2 separate regions of the Homo sapiens genome follow, and region 2 is linked to region 1. A link is a loop called in an ENCODE intact Hi-C map of the cell type or tissue named here. Cell type or tissue: endothelial cell of umbilical vein. All regions are shown on one strand. Links, peaks and the distances in the headings refer to the core of each region. The heading gives the core; the rest is flanking DNA.

The links. Peaks named below come from ENCODE experiments on the same cell type or tissue, not always from the same donor. Only the 100,000 strongest peaks of a DNase experiment are listed, where the experiment ranks them.
Region 2: a loop joins it to region 1, with 6 times the contacts of the local background. A loop is called at or near these places in 14 of 110 quality-filtered maps.

Annotation. Positions count from the first base shown.
Region 1 is chr11:1,583,087-1,590,411 of GRCh38, reverse strand. It overlaps KRTAP5-1 (keratin associated protein 5-1), which reads left to right and starts at 5,129. Exons shown (of 1, transcript NM_001005922.1): 1 at 5,129-6,070. The coding sequence starts at 5,163. The coding sequence ends at 5,999. All of the region lies in intron 1 of KRTAP5-AS1 (KRTAP5-1/KRTAP5-2 antisense RNA 1), which reads right to left. In endothelial cell of umbilical vein, for the core only: no CTCF peak of the experiment used is centred there; no DNase peak of the experiment used is centred there.
Region 2 is chr11:1,635,912-1,643,236 of GRCh38, reverse strand. No RefSeq gene overlaps it. Among named protein-coding and RNA genes, the nearest start is that of KRTAP5-5, 9.8 kb to the right of the region's middle. In endothelial cell of umbilical vein, for the core only: a CTCF peak has its summit at 2,952 (motif pointing left); a DNase peak (open chromatin) is centred at 3,996.

The sequences.
Region 1 (7,325 bases), core at 975-5,974:
CCAGGAAGGACATGGCATGAAGCAGGTGGGAGAACCAAATGTGCAAGCCAGCTTCCACAGCAGACATGGAAGGCCAGGGACTCCAGCCTGCACAGCAGACACAGAAGGCCAGGCAGCTCCAGCTTCCACAGTAGACACGGAAGACCAGGACTCCAGCTTTCACAGCGGACACAGAAGGCCAGAGACTCCAGCTTCCACAGCAGACTCAGAAGGCTGGGGACTCCAGCGGAGGGGCAGAGAAAGTGACAGCAGCAACAGACGAAACAGCCGCCAGTGACACCTTTCAAGCACTGAGGAATTTTGTGCCAACCAAAGCATTATTCAAAAGTGAGGGCAGGCCAGGCATAGTGGCTCACGTCTGTAATCCCAGCACTTTGGGAGGCCAAGGTGGGAGGGTTGCTTGAGCCAAGGAACTCTAGACCAGCTTGGGCAACTTAGAGAGACCCCATCTCTACACAGAAATTAAAATTAGCTGAGTGTGATGGTGTGCCTTTGTCATCCCAGCTGCTGGGGAGGCTGAGGAGAAAGGATGGCTTGAGCCCAGGAGCAGGAAACAAGCCACCTCCATGTGAAAATGCAGGCTGTCTACTGATGAATGCTCGGGAGGAGCAGGAAACAAGCCACCTCCATGTGAAAATGCAGGCTGTCTACTGATGAATGCTCGGGAGGAGCAGGAAACAAGCCACCTCCATGTGAAAATGCAGGCTGTCTACTGATGAATGCTCGGGAGGAGCAGGAAACAAGCCACCTCCATGTGAAAATGCAGGCTGTCTACTGATGAATGCTCGGGAGGAGCAGGAAACAAGCCACCTCCATGTGAAAATGCAGGCTGTCTACTGATGAATGCTCAGGAGGAGCAGGAAACAAGCCACCTCCATGTAAAAATGCAGACTGTCTACTGATGAATGCTTGTGAGGGAACTTCCGGAGGATGTTTTCAGGAAGAAGGAAGCTGAGCCCGGAAGGAAGAAGTATGGTGTAAGCAAGAACCACGCCTAGAGTTGTTGGTGGATGTGTGGCAAGTTTAAGCAAATACTGACTATAAATAAACAATGATGAGCAATGTGAGAGGAGCTAAGACGCTGGAGAAACTCCCACAGCTGACACCGGAGGGGCTGGGCAGGGGAAGAAGCTGTCCCCAGCTCCCTGCACAACTCTCAGCAGGGGAGGAATAGAGGGCCATCACGTGTAGACAACATTTGTTTAAAAATACACATGAAATGCATAAGGTTGCTGCTAAAAACAGGAATAGTGTATATAACTTCTAAGTCAGTCAAAGCAAAACAAAATAAAAACAAAAACAGAACCTTAAAAACTCCATCTAAAAGAAGAGGGGAAGGAAGCACTACCACAGGATGGTGAAATGCAAAGGGTGGTGGGAAGCAGCCCACGTATGTCAGAAATCACAGCAAACCCCACAGGCTTAGCTCATCGGGTAAAGAACAGAGACCCCAAAATATGGGAGCTTTTAAAGCAGCCCCACAGTAGTTACCTCACCCAGAAGCTTGCAGAAAGGCTGAAAGAAGCTGAATGAAAATGACTGCAGAAAAGGGAGGGAGGGAGGGAGGGAAGGAAGGAGGGACAGATAGAAAGCCCAGATGGCAGTGACTCTCTATCGCACGCCTCCTGGCCTGACAGTCCACGTCCAGCAGACAGTCACGCACCCCAGCACCCGCATGTTTAGAAAGTGCAAAAAGAACAATGGAGAAAATAAAGATATGAGCAGAACTAAATAAAAATGTTTAACACATACAACAAACAGAATCAACAAAATCAAAAGCTGGTCTTTCAAAAGACAAAGAAAATCAACAATATTTAGCAAAACCAATGAGGAAAAAAAGGGTCGGGCAGGAGAAAGAGCATGTATAACCTGAAGCAGGGATGAAAAACGGCAAATAGGCTGGGCACGGTGGCTCACGCCTGTAATCCCAGCACCGTGGGAGGCCAAGGCAGGTGGATCACCTGAAGCCAGGAGTTCGAGACCAGGCTGGCCAACATGGCAAAACCCTATCTCTACTAAAAATACAAAAATTAGCCAGGCATGATAGCAGGTGCCTATAATCCCAGCTACTCGGGAGGCTAAGGCAGGAGAATTACTTGAACCCGGGAGGCAGAGGTTGTGGTGAGCCGAGATCACACCACTGTACTCCAGCCTGGGTGACAGAGTGAGACCCTGCCATAAAAAAAAAAGAAAGAAAAGAAAGCAAATAATGACAAATTTAGCAGCTATTAAAAATAACAGGCTACTAAGCCAGGCGTGGTGGCACACGGTAGGGATTTGTAGTAGTCAAATGTGGTAGTCTGTAGTAGTCCCAGCTACTTCAGAGGCTGAGGACCACTTGAGGCCAGGCGTGAGTTCGAGACTGCAGTGAGCTATGATGGTGCCTGTGAACGGCCACTGCACCCCAGCCTGGACAACATAGCAAGATCCCATCTTCAAAAACAGAGGCAACTATGAAAAGTACATCCCAATAAATTTGAAAAACTTAGAATAAATGACATCTATGTTAAGAAGAAACACAGGAGGATGAGGCAGGAGAATTGCTTGAACTCGGAGGCAGAGGTTGCAGTGAGCCGAGATCACACCACTGCACTCCAGCCTGCGCAACAGAGCGAGACTCTGTCTCAAAAAAAAAAAAAAAAAAAAGAAGAAGAAGAAGAAGAAGAAACAAAAGGCTGGGCGCTGTGGCTCTCGCCTGTAATCCCAGCACTTTGGGAGGCTGAGGCAGGTGGATCATGAGGTCAGGAGACCAGCCTGGCCAACACGGTGAAACCCTGTCTCTACTAAAAATACAAAAATTAGCTGGGTGTGGTGGCACGTGCCTGTAATCCCAGGGGAGACTGAAGCAGGAGAATTGCTCAAACCAGGGAGTCAGAGGCTGCAGTGAGCCGAGACCATGCCACTGCACTCCAGCCTGGCAACAGAGCAAGACTCCATCTCAAAATAAAAGAATCCAGAAAATTCAAAGAACTTCAGACACCAATAAAAATAATAATGATCTTGGCCAGGTGTGGTGGCTCACACCTGTAATCCCAGCACTCTGGGAGGCCGAGGTGGGTGGATCACTTGAGGTCAGGAGTTCAAGACCAGCCTGACCAACATGGTGAAACCTTGACTCTACTAAAAATACAAAAATTAGCCAGGTGTGGTAGCACATGCCCGTAATCCCAGATACTCGGGAGGCTGAGGCAGGAGAATTGCTCGAGCATGGAAAGCGGAGGTTGCAGTGAGCCGAAATCGCACCATTGCGCTACAGCCTGGGAGACAGAGCAAGACTCTCCATCTCAAAAATTAATAATAATAACTATCTCAATTTTGTAAAGTGGGCCAAGGACGTGAAATTAACGAGACTCTAATGACAGGTGACCATATGGAAAGAGGCACAGCATGGCTAGTAACCAGGAAGAGGGAATATTAAACCACAGTGTGTAACACTGTGTTACACACCCACATGAAGGGTGTAAGTTGACAGTTGCAAGTTTTGGTGGGGGTGCCAGGAAACAGGAGCTCTCTGGCAATGCTGGTTGGACAGCAGCTGGCTGGGGGGATCCCTTGGGAAGACAGCTTGGTAACAAGAACCTCCTGACTTTCAGGCACCCACACCTGCAGGAGGGGTTTTGGGCAAGAAAGTTGCAGCTTGCTTGAAATAGCAACAAAAAGGAAACAAAAGGTCCATCAACAAGTAAATGGATAAGTCAATGTATATTTAGAAATCAGAGAAAACAAATAAATTAAAACCATATGTATCCCTAGAGAAAATCTCTTTAGCCTAACACCTATTTTTTTCAAAAGCAATTTACAGAAAGAGAAATACAGTGTAATACCCATTACATAAAGTTTTCAGCATGTAAAATTTTTTTTTCTTTTTTCTTTTCTTTTTTTTTTTTTTTTTTTGAGATAGAGTCTCACTCTGTTGCCCAGGCTGGAGTGCAATGGCGTGATTTCAGCTCACTGCAACCACTGCCTCCCAGGTTCAAGCGATTCTCCTGCCTCAGCCTCCCGAATAGCTGGGATTACAGGCACATGCCACCATACCTGGTTAATTTTTGTATTTTTAGTAAAGACGAGGTTTCACCATGTTAGTGAGGCTGGTCTCAAACTCCTGGACTCAAATGATCCGCCCACCTCAGCCTCCCAAAGTGCTGAAATTACAGGTGTGAGCCACCGCGCCTGGCCACAAAACATTTTTAAAGGAACATACATATTAAGTAGGAGTGTGAGGACCTTCATGAGAGTGGTGAATTCCAAATTCAAGAAATTATTAGGGTGGGACAGAAACAATATGGAGAGATGGAGGAACAGAGACTTCATTTATTTATGCCATTTTTTCCCAAGTTGAGTAGGGTTTTTTTTTACATTTTTTAAATATATTACTCTTTATACCATCGTTCAACTAAAATAGATCACTTTTTTTTTTTTTTTGAGACAGAGTCCCGCTCTGTTGCCCACACTAGAGTGCAGTGGTGTGATCTCTGCTCACTGCAACCTTCACCTCTGGGTTCAAGCCATTCTCCTGCCTCAGCCTCCCAAGTAGCTGGAGTTACAAGCATGCACCACCATGCCTGGCTAATTTTTGTATTTTTAGTAGAGATGGGGTTTTGCCATGTTGGGCAGGCTGGTCTCCAACTCCTGACCTCAAATGATCCACCTGCCTCGGCCTCCCAAAGTGCTGGGATTACAGATGTGAGCCACCACACCCAGTTAATTTTTGTGTTTTTAGTAGACACGAGATTTCACCATTTTGGCCAGGCTGGTCTCCAACCCCTCACCTCAAGTGATCCACCTGCCTAGGCCTCCCAAAGTGCTGAGATTACAGGTGTGAGCCACCATGCCCAGCCTAAAATAGATGCTTTTGTAAATCCAGTGTGACTCTGGAGTCAACAGGGAGAGGCTAGACCCTTGGGGGCCTCCATTAAGTCTGGACACAGATTCAGCAAGAGAGCAGCAGCCCACTGAGCAGCCCATACACCAAGGGGCGGATTTCTAGAGGAAACAAGAAAAAGGGGCCCTAAAAATGGCACAAACAGGAACCAGGAAATGTGTGCCCAGCCTCACACATGACCCTGGGCAGGGATATAAAGGGTCCAGGCTCAGGGAGCTCCACACCTGCACCTCCCTCTCACCTGCTCCTCTACCTGCTCCACCCTCAATCCACCAGAACCATGGGCTGTTGCGGCTGCTCCGGAGGCTGTGGCTCCAGCTGTGGGGGCTGTGGCTCCGGCTGTGGGGGCTGTGGCTCCGGCTGTGGGGGCTGTGGCTCTGGCTGTGGAGGTTCTGGCTCCAGCTGCTGTGTGCCCGTCTGCTGCTGCAAGCCCGTGTGCTGCCGTGTGCCAACCTGTTCCTGCTCCAGCTGTGGCAAAGGGGGCTGTGGCTCTTCTGGGGGCTCCAAGGGGGGCTGTGGCTCCTGTGGAGGCTGCAAGGGGGGCTGTGGCTCTTGTGGGGGATCCAAGGGGGGTTGTGGCTCCTGTGGGGGCTCCAAGGGGGGCTGTGGCTCTTGTGGGGGATCCAAGGGTGGCTGTGGTTCCGGCTGTGGGGGATGTGGCTCCAGCTGCTGTGTGCCTGTCTGCTGCTGCAAGCCCATGTGCTGCTGTGTGCCAGCTTGTTCCTGCTCCAGCTGTGGCAAAGGGGGCTGTGGCTCCTGTGGGTGCTCCAAGGGGGCCTGTGGTTCTTGTGGGGGCTCCAAGGGGGGCTGTGGCTCCTGTGGAGGCTGCAAGGGGGGCTGCGGTTCTTGTGGGGGATCCAAGGGGGGTTGTGGCTCCGGCTGTGGGGGCTGTGGCTCCGGCTGCGGTGTGCCCGTGTGTTGCTGTTCCTGTTCCAGTTGTGGCTCTTGCGCGGGGTCTAAGGGAGGCTGCGGGTCATCCTGCTCCCAGTGCAGTTGCTGTAAGCCCTGCTGCTGTTCCTCAGGCTGTGGGTCATCCTGTTGCCAATCCAGCTGCTGCAAGCCCTGCTGCTCCCAGTCCAGTTGCTGTGTCCCCGTGTGCTGCCAGTGCAAGATCTGATTTCTGGCTTTGCAGGACTCTTACCATGGCCAGGCATTCCTGCCCAGCCTTTACCTCCTTTTCCTGGCACCCAGTGAGCCAGACTCTCCTTCCCCACCCACTACCCTATCTCCCACCCTCCTGCCTTGCCAAGCATGAACACTTCTCTTTGACCTTCTACCAAGAAATGCCATGGGCCCATGCATCCAAGAAGAATGACTTTCAAGGCCTCCCTTCCAGGCATCTGGAGACCAGCCCCCCACCGCCCCAGCCACCTGCAGCAAATGCCTATCCGCAAGCCCTGCCTGCTGGCACCACATCCAGCACGGACAGCCCTGCAGGACAGCCCAGGGTGCTTGCTCACTCTGCAGTCACTAGGAGTTCAGATCTCTGTCCTTTAAACATCCAATAAACCGCTCACCCCAGCACCCCATAGCTGTCTTGGTATATTTATGTTTATTTCCCTCTCGAGGCAGGTGGGGGGCATCTGTGGCTACACTGGGTCCCCTGGGAACCACACACACACACACACACACACACACACACACACACACCGGCCCTGAACCAAACCGGAGCAGGCAGGTGGGCGCCCTGGCCAGCAGGGATCCTGGATACATGGTGGCGGTCAGAGGCAGGAGCACCAGCAGCCACCTGGCTCAGCCCCTTGCCGTGCAGCCTCTACCACACCCTCTCAGCATCTGGCTCAGGGCGGGGGTGCCTTGCCTTGATCAGGCAAAAGCAATCACTAGGGGGTCATCATGGCCTGTTACCACGCGGTCTTATTCTCTTTGGGCTGATGTAACAGAACACCATGGACTGGCATGTACAACAGAAGTGTATTTCTCAGGGTTCTGGAAGCTGGCAGTCTGAATTAAAGATGCCGGCGGCCAGGTGCGGTGGCTCATGCCTGTAATCCCAGCACTTTGGGAGGCCGAGGGGGGCGGATCACCAGGTCAGGAGATTGAGACCATCCTGGCTAACACGGTGAAACCCCCCTCTCTACTAAAAATACAAAAATTTAGCCGGGCATGGTGGCAGGCGCCTGTAGTCCCAGCTACTCAGGAGACTGAGGCAGGAGAATGGTGTGAACCCGGGAGGCGGAGGCTGCAGTGAGCCGAGATCGCGCCACTGCACTCCAGCCTGGGCTACAGAGCAAGATTCCGTCTCAAAAAAAACAAAAAACAAACAAAAAAAGCCAGAAGAATGCAAATATGACATTCCAGAGGGGATGTATATGGAAGGTCAGCAATCCCATTGCAGCAACCAGAGAAGGCCACATTAATTACAGAACTCAGATGGTAAAATAAATAAATAAATAAATAAATAAATAAATAAATAAATAACTTC
Region 2 (7,325 bases), core at 702-5,701, 53 kb before region 1:
GGTCGGGGCTGCCCCGCAGCGCCCGCCAGACCTCCCTCTCTGAACCTGTGGGCACTGGGGGTCCTCAGCCACTGAAGGGAGAGCCAGGAGTCCTGTCACTTCCCCCGTGCCCATCCCCAGCACTTTTGGAGGGACCTGGAGAAGGAGGGGAGGGGCCCGGCCACAGGGCAGTGGTGCAGCCCCTGGAGTCTCAGCGGTTGCCCTGCCTGCAGCAAGGGTGCTGGGGCTACTGGTGCCTCCCCAGCCTGTCCTGGACTCCGGTGATGTGCTGCCCCAGAAACACACGTGGAGGACCCCAGGAGGAGCCCCATCTTGCAGCCCATGGTAAATGGGGCAGATGGGGTCACGGCGCTGCCGACCCCCAGCTCGGGGGTCCAGGGTGCTGCCTCAGCTCCCCTGGGAGGGAGGGAAGGAGGGAACAGGTCCGTCCCGGCGGTCCCCACCCTCCTGAGAGCGAGTTGCTGCCGGTTCATGCCCAGGGTCAGGGTCGGGGTCAGGGTGGACGTGGGCACAGCCGCAGTGGCAGATTCTGCCTCTCTGAAACCTGGGCCCAGGGGTGCGAGACACCCCTCAACCCCCTACCCCCCACCGTGCCTCTGAGCTGCTGGATATGAGCCTATTGCTTCGTGTCGGGGAAGAAGCAGGAGAGAATTATCTGATCCATGAGGAACAACCAGGGAAGAGCCAGGACAGACCCCGGGCCTCCTGCCAGTGCCCTAAGGAAGACCCCTCCCCAGCTGCGGAGCGGAGGCCAGGTCCTCGGTCCCGGTGGGGAGCGAGAGGCAGCAGTGGGTAAACGCCAGTGGAGGGGGCGGGCCAGGGGGCCCAGGCTGGAGAGAACTTTGAAGGCAGCTTTCCAGAGCCCCAAAACCTCCATCAGGTAAGGGTGGTCTGGGGTGGAGGTGGTCTGGGGTGGAGGTGGTCTGGGGTGGGATGGGCTGGGGTGGAGGTGGTTTGGTTGGAGGTGGTCTGGGGTGGAGGTGGTTTGGGGTGGGGTGGTCTGGGGTGGAGTGGTCTTGGGTGGGATGGGCTGGGGTGGAGGTGGTTTGGTTGGAGGTGGTCTGGGGTGGGATGGTCTGAGGTTGGAGGTGGTCTGGTGTTGGAGATGGTATGGGGTGGGGTGGTCTCGGGTGGAGGTGGTTTGGGGTGGAGTGGTCTGGGGTGGGATGGGCTGGGGTGGAGGTGGTTTGGTTGGAGGTGGTCTGGTGTTGGAGATGGTATGGGGTGGAGGTGGTCTCGGGTGGAGGTGGTCTGGGGTGGAGATGGTCTGGGGTGGAGTGGTCTGGGGTGGAAGTGGTCTGGGGTGGGATGGTCTGAGGGTGGGGGTGGTCTGGGGATGGGTGATCTAGGGGTGGAGGACATCTGCGGTGGAGGTGGCCTGAGGTGGGGTGGTCTCGGGTGCAAGTGGTCTGGGGTGCGGTGGCCTGGGGGTGAGGTTGTCTGGGGTGAAGGTAGTCTGGGGTGGAGGTGGTCTGGGGTAGGGTGGTCTGGGGTGGAGGTGGTCTGGGGTGGAGGTGGTCTGGGGTGTGATGGTCTGAGGTTGGAGGTGGTCTCAAGTGGAGGTGGTCTGGTGTTGGAGGTGGTATGGGGTGGGGTGGTCTCGGGTGGAGGTGGTCTGGGAGTGGAGGTGGTCTGGGCTGGAAGTGGTTTGTTTGCCTGCATTCCAGCTGAAAACAAGTTCAGACAACTTCAAGGCTGGGATGAGATGAGACAGAACGAGGCCCTTTCATAATTTCATCTAAACACGGACAAATCAAGATCCCGGTGCCAGCCATGAAATGCCAAACCTCCCCTTCTCTCTGCTAACAGGAGCTGGGCCTTGCCTGGGGTCAGACTTTTGCCAGCTGGTCATGCGGGCTCCAGCTTTCTGACAGCCTCCAACCCGGGGTGACCCCCAACCACCCAGCCACAGCCCAGTCCTACAGAGGGTCTTCCTGACGCTCCTCCTGCGACCCCGCGGTGCCCGTGGTGTGTGTGGCCACGTGGTGAGTCGTAGCCCAACCTTTCAACCACAGGCAGCTCCTGGGGCTCTGGCTGGACAGAGACGCCAGGGTCAAGAGGCAGGTGAAGGCTGAGGGTGCTCGGGAGTGGCCAGGGACGGTTCTGAGCATGGCAGTTCTTCCCCACTTCCCCAGGTACCGGCAGGAGTTACTACAGCCACTTTCCACGTGTCTGGGACTCCCCCACGCGTGACCAACTCCCCAGGAAAATGAGATGGCTACAGGCCTCAATCAATCCATTAAAGAAAAGTTTCAGGAAATAGAAACATTATTAACCACAAGCAGAGGGCTGAGGAACTAAGAAATAGCTCTGGATAAGAAGACACGCAGGGCCCAAGCTGCAGGTCCAGCGAGAGGGACGACAGTGGGCGAAGTTCCGAGAAGCCCCTTCCCTGAGGCTCCCACTCCTGTGGGAAGATGGAAGTGGCCCGGGCCGGTGGGGGAGCCCGGCGGGATGCCAGGGCTGCACTGGGCACTGCAGGGGAGCTAGGGCCGGGGGGGGCTCCATGCGAGATGAAAGCTGCCCACCGCTGGCACAGGACTAAGGGCTGTGCACAGCACGGGAAGACCCTCCCTTTAAGAGTTTCTCCCGATGCCCTCTTCCCCCTGCAGCCCTCCTCTGCTCCCCGAGTTCCAAACACACCAGGACGGAGCCTGTTTGAGCCTGGAGCCCTCTGCATTGCTCTGCTGCAGGCTATAAAGCAAAATGCAAAACGCAACGTGCATCCCGTCCAGTTCACGTATTTCTACCATGTTTGGGTGTTTTTAAGGGTCCCGCTTCATTTTTATCCTAAAGCCAGTGGCAGCCACTCAATCTTTGGAGACTGGGGCTGTCGCCTGCATCCGCGGTTGGAGTTTGCCAGACACCTGGCGCCTTGGGCCACCTCTGGGCTCCAGAACCTGCAACCCTGGGCACACGGCTCTCCCGCCGTCTTGCCACAGTGCCCCCTGGCGGCCCTGCTGAGTCAAGCCGGCTTCCTGTCTTCCCAGACTGGGCTCTTCCCTGAAACCCGGGAGGGAAAGGTGAGACTTTCAGCCCCTCTGCCCAGAGCTGCTCAGGATGGCTTGGAGCCCTGCACGTATTTGGCAAATATTTACTGTGTGTGCACTATGTGCCTGGCACTGTCATTGAACCAGAGGGTAGAACAATGACCAAAACCAGGTACACCTGTTCTCAGGGCTCCAACCTTCTGGGGAGGGATGGACACAGCAAAGGGGTGTCTGTGAGGTGACACAGTGAAGGGGCGTCTGTGAGGTGACACGTCGAAGGAACGCAAGCAAGGAGACGGAAAGAGGGAGCTGCTAGTTTACACGGGCGCTGGCGAACATAAACGTTTGTGTTTAAGTACAAAGAAAATGGTTGCAGCTGTGCAGGCCTCGGGGGTTCACACTGGGACGATGACCACGGCTGCAGCCTGGTGCCCCCCAGCTTGGGGAAAAGAAGGAAATGAAGAGCAGGGTGCAAGCTCAGATCGAGACGGCCCAAACCCAAGAAGCCAAAAGTGTATTGGGGTGCAAGCTATGCTTTACGCTCTTATGCATTCTTCTTCCATTTGTAAAAAAGTTTGGACATGCAGAGAATCTGCGTTTGGTGCCTTTCAAATCGAGGGAATAAAAGGTCCCGCCTCCACGGGCTGGGAGAGCCTCACACACAACACACAAGGTGATGACTGATTTCTCCTTTTCTGCAAGGAATTTCCTCACTTTCTCTTCCCAGCTCAGGAATGAGCCTTAGGAAGAGGCAGAGGTCGAACCATTTGGTTCAAGCAAGGCCCGGGGTCCGAGAGGGAGGCCTAGCTGGAGGAGATTGGGCGTTGGGAGGGGTGGGGGAGACACCGCAGGTGACCGGAGCCCCCTCCTCAGCACAGCCCCTAGCTCAGGCCCCTGAAGCTCTCTGGGTGGAGGCTGCAATCGTTACTATAAAACCATTGTCTTAGAGAGCAGGCGCCTTCCGCCCCTGGCATGGTGCCGAATAGAGATGTGATTTCGCTTTAGATATGAACGTGCACATTTGCAGGAAAACCTAATTATGGGCGTGCCTGTGTTTATACTGTATGAAGGGCTTCTCCATCTGTCGCCGTTCTATTGTTACTGTATCAGGCATTGATGGTTTATTAATACCTTTTCCGCAACATGGAGAAAACAGATGATGTTTTCCCCCGTGTCTGTCATTACTACGGTGAGTGTTTTATTGTTGGTTTGGTTTTTTGTTGTTGTTTTTCTTGAGACGCCCAAGCTAGAGTGCTATGGCGTGATCTGGGCTCACTGCAACCTCTGCCTCCTGGGTTCAAGCAGTTCTCCTGCCTCAGCCTGCCGAATAGCTGGGATTACAAGCACCTGCCACCACGCCTGGCTAATTTTTGTATTTTTAGTAGAGACAGGGTTTTGCAATGTTGGCCAGGCTTGTCTTGAACTCTTGACTTCAGGTGATCCACCTGCCTCAGCCTCCCAAAGTGCTGGGATTACAAGCATGAGCCACCACATGCAGCCTCATTTATGTCTGGTATTATTTACAATATCAGGCACATTTGCTTTCTTGATGTCAACCCTTCGTTGCCACGATGCATCATTGTGCAAATCTGATGCTGGGTCTGATTTGCCAATCTCTTGTTTATTTGTCAGCAGCCTGTGGTGGAGCCCAGCCCAGGGTCGGGGGCGAGAGTGTGGCAGGGTCAGGTGAGGACCCGGGAGGGGTCCGAGGAGCTGGGCCCTGGAGAGGGAGAGAGATAGGCCAGACACAGAAATGGTGGGACTCCTGGTTCAAAAGGTAGCAAAAGGCTGGGTGTGGTGGCTCACACCTGTAACCCCAGCACTTTAGGAGGCTGAGGTGGGCAGATCACGAGGTCAGGAGTTCGAGACCAGCCTAGCCAAAATGGTGAAACCCTGTCTCTACCAAAAATACAAAAATTAATCAGGGGTGGTGGCGTGTGCCTGTAATCCCAGCTATTCCGGACACTGAGGCAGGAGAATTGCTTGAACCTAGGAGGTGGAAGTTGCCGTGAGCCAAGATTGTGCCAGTGCACTCCAGCCTGGGGGAAATAGCAAGACTCTGTCTTGGGACAAAAAAAAAGCAGCAAAAAACCACAGTGAAAGCTTTCCCCTTTAGGAATGATTTTATCACTTACACAATAAATAGGGGTGATAGTGGTGCCAAGTAACAACACCAATTTACAAACTACAAAACAATAATTTTTGGATTCAGAATTTTATATAATAAATAATATTTTATTAATAGGATGTTTATGATTTTTCCAATTTTTTCTGCAAATTCATTTATTAGATCATCAAAATGGATACTTCAGAAATTTCATTTTCGGTTTTGACATAACTGAAAGTTATTTCAGTCTTTTTTGGCAAATGCAAGATCTCAAATAATTTTTGATGACCTTTGAGAAGAATCTTTGTGCTGATACAGCTGTTATTGGAGCAGTAAAGGTATCTTACAGGCTGTGACAACATTAGGATTAGTTTCTGATAAATTGTTTTAAATGATAAATGTCAGCGCATGTAGACCTGGTGATTCTTGTGGAGAAATTTTTTTTAAAAAAATTAATTCTTCAAAGAAATCAGTTTCATGGGAGTCTAAATTATTTTTTAATAAGCTTTATTTTTGGAATTGTTTTAGATTTACAGAAAAATTGCAAAGCAAGTTTCCATACACCTTACACCCAGCTTCCCCCATTATTAGTATCTTACTTCAGTATGGTATGTTTCTTACAATTAGAGAACCAATATTGGGCCAGGCGTGGTAGCTCACACCTGTAATCCCAGCACTTTGGGAGCCTGAGGCGGAAGGATCACTTGAGGTCAGGAGTTGGAGACCAGCCTGGCCAACATGGTGAAACCCTGTCTCTACTAAAATACAAAAATTAGCTGGACGTCGTGGCTGGCGCCTGTAATCCCAGCTACTCAGGAGGCTAAGGCAGGAGAATCGCTTGAACCCAAGAGGTGGAGGTTGCAGTGAACTGAGATCATACCACTGCACTCCTGCCTGGGCCACAGAACAAGACTCTGTCTGAAGAAAAAACTAAACTAAACTAAACTAAAAACTAAATAATGACCAAGTACGGTGGCTCACGCCTGTTATCCCAGCACTTTGGGAGGCTGAAGCAGGCGGATCACTTGAGGTCAAGAGTTCGAGACCAGCCTGGCCAACATGGCAAAACCCCGTCTCTACTAAAAATACAAAAATTAGCCAGGCGTGGTGGTGGACCCCTGTAATCCCAACTATGCAGCAGGCTGAAGGAGGAGAACTGCTTGAACCTGAGAGACAGATGTTGCAGTGAGCCGAGATCACGCCACTGTACTCTAGCCTGGGTGACAGAGCGAGACTCCATCTCAAAAAAAAAATTAAAATAAAATAAAATAGAGAACCAATATTGATACATTATTATTAACTAAAGTCCACACTTTGTTCTTCTCTCATTAGCATTTACGTGCTGGTCCGTTTCTGTCCCAGGGCCCCACCCAGGGTCCCACGTGACATTCCCTTGTCCGTCTCCCTGGGCTCCTCTGGGCGGTGACCGTTTCCCAGGCTCTCCTTGTTGGTGGTGACCTGGAGGGTTCAGAGGACTGCTCAGGTGTTTGTAGGGTGTCCCTTATTAGGATCTGTCTGGTGTTTTCACGATTAGACGGGGCTGTGGATGTGGGAAGGAAGAGCACAGAGGGAGATGCCCTTCTCGTCACCCCATGCTGAGGGCCTGTCCTGTTGGCATGGCTCGTCGTGCCTCGCGGGCTATGCTGCCCCCGTCTCCTGGCTGTGTTTGTGTCTTTCAGGATTCCCCACGGAAAGATGCTCCTGAATTCCCCTGTCCCGTGCTGCATTCTCAGAAGGAGGTCCCAGTGCTGCCTGCACTTAAGGGGTGAGGGCTACACAGAATTAGTGGGAACTCTTCTGCATGGGGGACTTGCCTATCCACTCCCATTTATTTATTTACTTTTATTTATTTACTTCTTTTGGAGACGGAGTCTCGCTCTATTGCCCAGGCTAGAGTGCAGTGGTGCGATCTCGGCTCACTGTAACCTCTGCCTCCCGAGTTCAAGTGATCCTCCTTTATTTATTTACTAAATCACTTATTTCTATCAGTCATGTTCATGGATATCTATTTTACAGTTCGGGTTAGAGTCAATGCTACTCTCTCTATTTATTGTGTTGATCGAATTGTTCTATTTGTAACCCCCAGGAGCGCTTTCTTTTGGCTCACGTGTCCCTACAACGTGCTTCTGATACTTTCCATCACTGCATGTATCGGGGCTTTGCTTTGTTTTCTTTTAGATTTTTTTTTTCTGGAGCTACAAGATGCTCCAGACTCACCTTTATCTTTT